2 separate regions of the Homo sapiens genome follow, and region 2 is linked to region 1. A link is an interaction called in ENCODE POLR2A ChIA-PET data of the cell type or tissue named here. Cell type or tissue: A673. All regions are shown on one strand.

The links. ChIA-PET counts read pairs that join two places held together with the same protein. Peaks named below come from ENCODE experiments on the same cell type or tissue, not always from the same donor. Only the 100,000 strongest peaks of a DNase experiment are listed, where the experiment ranks them.
Region 2: POLR2A ChIA-PET joins it to region 1 with 9 read pairs; 2 of 35 experiments call an interaction of 5 or more read pairs at or near these places.

Annotation. Positions count from the first base shown.
Region 1 is chr17:55,728,955-55,733,954 of GRCh38, reverse strand. It overlaps a transcript of TMEM100 not described here. Among named protein-coding and RNA genes, the nearest start is that of TMEM100, 8.6 kb to the right of the region's middle. In A673, no CTCF peak of the experiment used is centred here; DNase peaks (open chromatin) are centred at 1,934, 2,994 and 3,164; H3K4me3 peaks cover 2,201 bases; H3K27ac peaks cover 2,150 bases.
Region 2 is chr17:55,650,610-55,655,609 of GRCh38, reverse strand. No RefSeq gene overlaps it. Among named protein-coding and RNA genes, the nearest start is that of TMEM100, 70 kb to the left of the region's middle. RefSeq lists a silencer at 1,256-1,456. In A673, no CTCF peak of the experiment used is centred here; no DNase peak of the experiment used is centred here.

The DNA.
Region 1 (5,000 bases):
ATTTGCAGTTCCTCAAGAACAGAAAATCAGACAGGTCTGTAGCAGAGAAGGCTCCTTTAGGCCTGGTTGAGTCTTTAGCAGGAGGCATAACAGATACGGATGAGAGCGTTTGACCTTTAGGATATTCATAGTGTGCTGTACAGCATTATGTTAAGAGAATTCTTTTAACAATTATGTTGGTCTCATTCCATACTGGAGGTTCAATCATTTTCCATAAGATTTCTCACATTTATAATGTTCTGCATTAATGAAATCCTCCAGCTATTGTTAAAGTGGATGATATTGTGTGGGTGGCCCTGAACTTTCAATGTTTCCAGAGAAGGCAAATATGAGAGCAGCAACCTTTAGGTCACATTACTATAACCAGGGTTCTTCCTGCACTTTATACTTTCCCATACCTGCATAATGACCCAAATATGCAAGGAGGGCACTATTACCCCCATTTTCCAAATAAGGGAAACTGAGGCACGGAGCTGTTGACTTATTTGTCCACAGTCACAACGTTGCAAGCAGTAGAGCCAACCAAGATTGGCTAGGGTTTCTGACATCTAGTCCATCAATAACGCTTTGCTCAAGAAATGTGTATTTTATGTCTAACTATGCATTAGATGTTGTGCTTTAGTGTAGGGGACACAAAGGTTAATTCTGTACACTCGTTACTCTTAAGAAACTCTCAGTCTTTTAGATTAGAGAAGATAAACAAGCAAACAGCCACTTTCCACACTATTTTTTGAGGGCTATGATACATGTAAGCACAGAGCAGTATTTTCAGCCAGGAACATTTTCACGCCAGGGTGATTTGGCAATGTCTGAAGACATTCGTGGTTGTCACAACTGTGCAGGAGAGGAGGGGTTGCTACTGGCATAGAGTGGGTATAGGCCAGAGATGCTGCTAAACATTCTGCAACGAACAGGACAGCTCTTCACAATAAATAATTATCCAGCCCCAAATGTCAAAAGTACTCAGATTGAGAAACACTGGCATAAACATTACGGGAACATGGGGGAAGGGACCTCATGCTGCCTAGTCTGAAAATAGAGGAGGACTTACCAGGGAAGGTTTCTAGAAGCAGGTGATGCTTGAGGTAGTCATGAAAAGATGAGTAGACATCATCTTGAGCCTCCAAGAGTAGGAACCAACAAAGCATGACAAACATAAAATAATGTGTTGTTTGTGATTTGTAATTTGATCCAAGCTGGAGCTGAGACTGGAAAGAAAGGGAGAGGCCAGCTCATGGGAAGACTTGTGTGTCATGTAGAGATTCTAGACCTCAGATGAGGGGGAATCATGGATGGGTTTTAAAGAGGGGTGAGGCCGGATTTGCAAACTTGATAGCTTTCTGTATTAGCATTAAGCAGAGGATCTCAAACTTCATATGGATGCAGATAAAAAACACAAGTTTCTGACCTTTCAACACACACACACACACACACACACACACACACACACACACACACACACTATCCTGATGCAGTAATGTAGTAGGTCTGGGGTGGAGCCCAGAAACCTGTATTTTTTGCAAGCACCCTGTGTGATTCTGAGGCAGGTAGCACAAATCCTCCCTGGTGTACAGGACATATTTGACAGTGGTAAGATTGTAACCTTACCAAAAAGAAAATAAGAAAATTTGGAGAAGAGAGGAATATACAGTGTTACGTTTTTCTCTGCTTATGAGAACTGTGTGCTTATAAAGGAATCCACTGCACTGATGGAGGTCACACAGCAGCACAGCAGCTTCTTTCTGGATTCCGTGGGCTGGGAAGGGAGGTGCTCTAAGGAAATGCACAGTCCATGTGATCAGAGCACACCCTCTTGGCAGCCTCAGGGGAGCCCAGTTGCTTCTACAAAACCCGTGAAAGTTCTCTGTCCAAAAGCCTTGTTGGTCCCGCGGTACATGCTTCCTGTTCCCAGAGAGATTCACCCTTGGGCTTTCCTATCAGTCTTCCCTAAAGTTGGCTGCTCCTGTGTCCTGTCACATAAAACTGTGAACCGAGGTCTCCGACTTACGTCATGTCAGTCACAGCAGGGTGAGGCTCCACAAGTGTGAGTTCTGGCCCCTGCTGCTTTCCTTTCAAATGCAGTTTACAGTTTATTATGGTATTGGACACCCCATGCTCCTTACTGCATTGGCTTTGGGTAAGAAGGAGTGAAAATTAGTGTGCGAACCTGAAAACCTAGAATTTCTGATTGGGACTGAAGAAAACCTTTGTGCTGCAGTCAGTCCCCGAGCCAGACGCCTGTGACTCTCTTCACATGGAAATAGATGACTATCCACAGTAAAAGGTCAGTGGCTTTGCTGACAGATGTTGCATCAGGGAATATTTTTTTAAAAAAGAGGCTTCCTACAGCTGTTCTGGTAGCTTGTGTAGTAGTGTTAGCTATTTCCCCAAGTTGTCTTGTCTCAGTTCTCTGATATTCTGAGCCCAGATAGGATTTTTTTTTCTAAGAAAAGAATAATGAAGTATCTACAGATGGAATCCTGAGATCTGACAATAGAGCACTCAGAAGTTGGGTGACTTGCCCAAGCCACAAAGAGGAAAAGAATCAAACTCAAGTTTCTCGACTTTCAGTTAATGGCTAATTTTAATTGCATAATATTGGAGAGTCAGAAATGTTCATTTTATTGTGGAAGCGATCCAAAACCTCATGCTATAACCTAGATTCTAGAAAAAGGATGATCAAGCCCTATTAGCGCTGTAAAAATAAGGTAATCAAGCCCTATCAGTGCTGTAAAGAAAGTTTTGCAAACTAAGTTAAACTTAGAAAATAAATAGCAAGAAATAAATCAGGGAAGCAAGGTTTCCCTGAGACTACTGAGTCCATCATACTGGAAGTCATCCAAAGTTATCAACAGCAGATTCATTAACTGGGTACAAATGTACAGCTGGAATTCAAAGTAGACTCGGTGCCCTTCTGTGTGCCCTGATGGAAGAAACATCGTGTTCTCATTCTGTGGCTGTGTACTCTCTGGGGATCATTGGTTTTACCAAGTTTTTACATTGCTTTTTCAAAGACAATAATGCCTGTTTCCTGTATAGTTTATTTAAGTAAACAAGAAGGAGACAGCAAAGTTCTGTCTCCTTTACAAAACGAGACTTTAAAAATTTTATCTAAAGAAAGAGAGCAAGAGATCTGTTCTCTGCATTGTTCCATAAGATAAGTTCATTAGATAAACAGTTCTATTTTGAACTCAGTTCAGCTGGGCAAAGTGTTCTGTTTCCTACTACCCACACACATCGTGAATATCAAAGACTTTTTAAGAGGATAAAAATGCTCCCAAAAGATTTGTTGAGCTAGTTCTATCCTCAATTAATATAACACTACAGAGGTTCTGTGGGAAGGCAATGGCATTTTTTTTTCTGGTGAAGCAATCATTTTAAAACCCAAGAGATTATTTGAAGGCAAGTTTACTCCTTATGAGCTACAGAAAGCATGCCATCATTTGAACACAGAAACAATATTCCACAGGGATTAGGAAGACATGCTTTGGCATCAATCAGACTTTGGTTCTAGTCCTAGGCACCATTTTCCAAATGTAATTGAATAATTACTATAATTACTATTCATTTATAAATTACTATTTATCATTATAATGATAAGGAATAATTAATGTACTTAGCACTAAATATCTGGGTACTTTAAAATAATCCATTTAAATAATTATCTAAGTTTTAAATTTACATCCGATTTCAATGTAGAGTCATTATTTTATTTATTCATTGACTTATTTGGCAATGACTTTCTAAGCATGCAAAATTGTTGATAATGTCCTTGAGGAACTGACAGATGATTTCCCAACCAACATGTTCATGGTAAACCCCTCAACATAAAGGCTTGCTTCCATTGCATGAGGCCCAAAACAGGACATTCCAAAATAAATCTGTAGTGGATTTGGATTGCTATTTTTTTAAAGTATTCACTCATGGGGGCAACATAAAATTAGTTCTTAGTAAGGCAAAAGCGTTTCTCCATATGTGAAGTGGCAAGACAAGAACCTTCTATATATTCCTTCCTCATGAGTAGTACCTTAGAGTAGTAACCACTGGAGAAAATATTTTCATTACCAGAAGATATCTATGTAGTGCTTATTTTAAAATAATGTCTAACACTGTAAAAAAGAATTGCATAGTTATGTTCTTATTTTCAAGCAATTTAAAATTGAATGTATCATCAATAAATTCTTTGCATATGGTCAGTAAAAATAAAGTCTCAAATTGGAATACTTAAATTTTTTTTATTCTATGCAAAACATTAGCAATCTCACAGCTGGTGTGTATATATTGTATGTGTGTCAGCAAAATTGTGTGTGTGTGCATATGCATATGGAATGAAGTGAATTATAAAATTATTCATAATTTTACTCGAAATTTTATTTGTGAGCCTATGACAGAATTTTTTGACAATTCACACAATGCATCATAACTTACTAGTTAGGCAGTAATGCCAACCTTCTCTAGCATTTGCCTCTCCACCGGAGAAGTGAATAGCTACGCTAACAAAATTATCACATATTCCTCGCCCCACATCTACTCCTTGTCCTGACCTATTTCTGCTCACAGCAACCTCAAGCTATTAATTACTTAGTTTAAAACCTTACAAACTCCTCTCCCTTGATAACTTTCCCCACTTGAAATTCATTGCTGAGTTTTGCTGATTCTACCATTGCAGTGATTTCCTACCTGTCCGCGTTTGCCAATATCAGGTGCCCATTGCCTCTTACCTGGACAATCACAGAGGCATCCCAACTGGTGTCTCAACCTGCTTTCCCTCTTCCCCATATTGACTTTCCCTAGGACATGCCAACACTCTATAAAGTCAGGCTACTGTTTATAATGCACAGAGCTCACTGTGCAATCCTGTTCAAAACCACATTGCTCTCAAAAGAAAGTCCAAACTCGCCATCGAGGCGATAATCCGACCATAAACTATTTCCGGTCTTATTTTGACTGCTCTCTGCCTGCCCTGTGCTCTTTAAAATTCTGCCAAACAGGCTACTCAG
Region 2 (5,000 bases), 78 kb after region 1:
ATTTCATCCTTGATCCATTTCCTTTTCCATCCCCACTCCCAGGGCCTAGCACCATTCTTCATGAATATTAGGCTCTTCACAGATATTTGCTGAATTCATTCACTCATCCATTCATTCATTCATTCATTCAATTATTTATTGAATATCTATATGCCAGGCACTCTGTTTGGTGCTAAGATACTGTGACAAAAAAAGACTGACTTGATTGTGCCTTCAAAGGAGCATATAACGTAGTGGGAGAAAGAAAAAGGGAAGGAAGGGAGGGGTGGAGAGAGAGAAGAAAGAAGGAAGGAAGGGAGGGAGAGAGATAAACTGGTCATAAATAAATATTATTTATTTTTTAATCTGGATAAAATACAGTTTAGTTCAGCCTGGGTAATTCTCCTTAGTGGTGCCTAGAAAGTACTTGGCCCCCCGCTCAGAGAAGTATTTTTATTAATACTGCAAAGATTTCCTAAAGGTGGCTGTTGCAGGGCTTCTGGATTGCTGGGGAGGAAATGTGAAAGGGTGTCCAGTGTGGCTGGAGAAGGTCACGTAATGAATTGCAGTGAAATCATGGGAAGCTTGCTAGCTTCGTCTTCTGTTCCTTCTCTTTGTCTAGATGAGAAAAGTGTTTATTTAGGAATGTTCTCTCTGCCCTTGACTTAGAAACAAGTCATAAATTTTATAATTCCCATAGAAGCCTTCAACTTTTTGTGTATTTTCTCTTTGCTACAAACTGATGGACACTCTCTGAAAATCAGCCCTGAATTCACACCACGGCTTCCAATGCATTTCAGTTACATAACGTTTAACGATTCTGAATCATAATTTTTTGGCACAGTGATTTCATCCAATAGCAAGGGAAGGGAAATAACATGTTTGAGCTCCTGCCTTACAGCAGGTTCTCTACCTTCTACTGTTTTATCCTTGGTCCAGGACATAGCAGCCCTCAGTAAATAAATGTTTAATGAATATATGAATAAATGATGTTAGGGCAATAGCGTGACTCTACTTATTTTACTTAAATTACTCAAGGTATACCCATTAGAAAATTACTTTCCTACATACCATGAAAATATTTGTAAAAGAATAAAACCAACATCTTCATGCAGAATGCGCTTTTAAAAGTAATGAGTTTTAGTCTTTTGTTAAAAAAAATCAGTCTTTTTAAAAATATTTGCCAGATAATAGACACTGATAAAAATTCATTTCTTCCCAGGCACGTTCATTATGGCATATTTATAAACCTGACTGCATAACCAGTAGATAGAAAAATAGCAAAGTATACATCTTCTAAGAATTCAGTGCTTGAGTAGCATGAATAATTTCAGAACCCAAACCATGTTACAGATAAATAACTCAGGCTGTTAACACTTCTCCACTGATGGCATATAAATCAACAGCAGTGACGATAAGCAGGAAAAAAATGCAACAGTCTTGCAATCCTTTGTAATGTCATATTTCTATTTCTACTGCATCCATTTGGGAAAAAATTATATTCATCACTACTGGAAATTAGTTACTCTTGTTAAGGTAAATCATATGATAAAATTCTTAAATAATTTTGATGAATAAAGGAAATAATGACAAACAAACACCAAAAGACATAAGTTTGTTTCTTGGCCAAGTTTGTAAGAAAAAGTTTACAGGTAGGACTTAAAAAAAAAAAGACTACTTAGTTCTGGAATCCTTATGTCTTGACTTATTCTCTCAGTTTCTTAAATATTTGGGGGGAAATCGTAAACTTCTTTCAGAGTTGGAAGCCCTCTCCTTAGAAGAATGTGCATCTGGACAGAATTTTGAAATTTTTGTTATTTTTAGTTTTTTGGGTACATAGTAGGTGTATCTATTTATGGGGTGTATGAGGTGTTTTGACACAGGCATGCAATGTGAAATAAGCACATCATGGAGAATAGGGTATGCATCCCCTCAGGCATTTATCCTTTGAGTTATAAATAATCCAATTACACTCTTTAAGTTATTTTAAAATGTAAAATTAAGTTATTATTGACTATAGTCACTCTGTTATGCTAATTTGCATATAATCTCACAGGGTTAAATCACATTTGAGCCTTTGATGTCCAGGTTCACTCCTTTCTATAGGACAGCAACAACAAAGCTAACAGGAGAGAAAGGAAGTCGCCCATGTGAACTCATGAAAACTCACCCAGTTTCAGCTTCAGGTTCCCACCAGCTGCTACCATCCAACACGACCTTTCATTTTGGAGACTCCAAAAATACCTCAAGTTTCCAAATGAAAAACTTTAACAAATTATTTCCAAGAGTTCCTACAAAATATTGTTGTGGGAACTGTCTCCAAGACGGCCCCATTTGGCAAGCAGGCCTCAGCATGCCTGAGTGTGCCATGGGTGAATAATAGTGCCAGCTCTTGTTTGTTATGTGTGTATAATATGCCAGGCACTTGCAAAACACTTTACCTTAAGAGGCAGGTTCTATTTGCATTTTACAGAGGAAGAAACTGAGGCTTAAAATGTCATATGACTCGCCTGTGGTCATACAACCTGGACATTCAGATCCAAGTATTCTAACTCTGCTAGGAGCCATGAGTACAGGCTGCCTGGAGGGATGGAGATGGGGCGCCACTTGTAGAGACTGTGGACTGAAGGTGAAAGGACACCCTTGATGAATACTGCTTTGGGATGAGGCATGCAATCTTTTTTTAAAAAATAGCTGCATTTAGATATAATTCACATACTATAAAATTCATCCATTTAAAGTATATAACTCAATGTTTTTTAGTTCATTCACAAATATGAACAATATCATGACAGTCAATGTTAGAACATTTTCGTCACCTCAAATAAAACCTGTCATCTCTCTGTACCCAGCCCTAAGAAACCATGAACCTACTTTCTGCCTCTGCAGATTTTACTATTCTGGACATCTATATGAAAAGAATTACATAATATATGTACTCTTTGTAACTGGCTTCTTTCACTTTGCATAATGTTTTCAAGGTTTATGCAAGTTGTAGCATGTATCAGTACTCTGTTCCTTTTCATAGTTGAATAATATTCCACTGTATGAATATACCACATTATGTTTATTCATGAGTCCATTGATGGATACTTGAGTCAATTCTGCCTTTTGGCTATTGTGAACAATACTATTATAAATATTCAAGTTTATGTATCAATGTACACTTTTATTCCTCTTTGGGTATACACCTAGGATGAGAATTGCTGGGTCATATGGTAACTCCGTGTTTAATCATTTGAAGAACTGCCAGACTGCTTTCTAAAATAGCTGCACCATTTCATATTTCCATTAGCAGTTTCTGAGGCTTCCTATTTCTGCATGAGGCATGCAATCTTTCTCATGTTGTACCTTACTTAATGACTTCCTGGGTTGAGTGTGCTATGATGCATTCCCCTCATGACTCTTGGGTTGAAAAGTGACAATCTTTTTTTGGAGGGGATTTAATTTTTAATTTTTGTGGGTACATGGTGGGTGCATATATTTCTGGGTTATATGATATAGTTTAACACAGGCATTCAACGCATAATAATCACATCCGGGTGAATGGGGTATACATCACCTCAAACATTTATCCTTTGTTTCAATGCAATTATCCTCTATTAGTATTTAAAATGAATGAAAACTGACAATCTTAACACTGAATTCTCTCCCTTTCTCAATCTGTCAGAACCTTAATATTGTTTTAATGGCACTTTTTATGCTTGGTTTCCTTTTAGGTTCTTTGGTGATGTTAAAACTCACACACAAAAAAAGTTCACATATAGACACACACAACACACACCGATTCTTAGTTGTCAGTCACTGACACAAAGCCTGGGGCTTTGATGAGCATCCACAAATTTTGTCTGCCATCTCCAACCAGCAAATATTGATTGAGAACCCACAAGTATAAGTGATTTGCATTCTTGTAAAACTCATGGTTCCCAAAGCACTTATTTATACATACTCCTGTTTGATTCTCTCTGATTGTTTAGTGTAAAAGGTTTTGACATTGGGTTTGCACAGCTCAAATATAAAAGTGAAAACAACATTCAGCATTTGCTTTTTGGGTTTTGTACCCTCTGATCTGCTTCATTCTACTTCATTTCTGCCTGATCTAAATCTTTCCCTTTTTAAAATCTTTATACTTCAGAGAAACACTATTTTCCCATAGGTGTTCCAAAATCCAAACTGTGGTCCCTCGTCAGCAGCATTGAGCTCCTAACAATACCTGGAGGGAATATTACAAGTCCCTTTGCACTGATGCCATGCCTCAAATTTGTCTGCTTTCTGTATTCATACTAAAGTGAACACAAAGCCATAGGCTGATGCCACACCAGGCTGTGCTGTCAGTGAAACCCCTGAAGAAGTATACCAACAAAGATACAACAGAACAATAAAATCAGGCTTGGTCTTTTCTCCAACAATAACTTTAAAACCTCTGGATAGCTGGTTCTCTTCTGCTGCCTTTTTTTCTCCCCAGTTAAAAAATATATTTTTGCACCTACACTCTTATTAACGTTTTATTGTCTTTGCTTTTTAAAATAATCTATTGTGCGTTTGCATTTTTAAACTCACTTTGGTCCATTCAATAAATGTTTATTGAAGAAGAAATGTTATTTTGGTCCATTCAATAAATGTTTATGCTTTACAACTTGAGCATCCAAGGGGAACAAAATAGACACTGACCTTGTCCTCATGGAGTTTATATTCCAAGTTCTCTGGTAGAATCCATGTGCTTTAAATGCTGCTATTGCCAGAAAGATTGTATCTATACATGTTGTGGCTGGACAAACTTATGTCTCTCCTATCTCTGTCCTTTATTTACAAACCACTTCTTTGTTGTCTGATATATGTAAAGCCTACTCCATTATGAAGACCACATGGGGAACTTTCTCTCTTGCCCTTTATGGTTTTAGTTTCTTTTCCTGCCCATTGAGCATAAAGATGCTAATCACATAACATCAATTTATATTCATATTTTCTCACACAATTATATTTTGGTTTGTTTATTTATACTGTTTTTGCAAAATGAATTT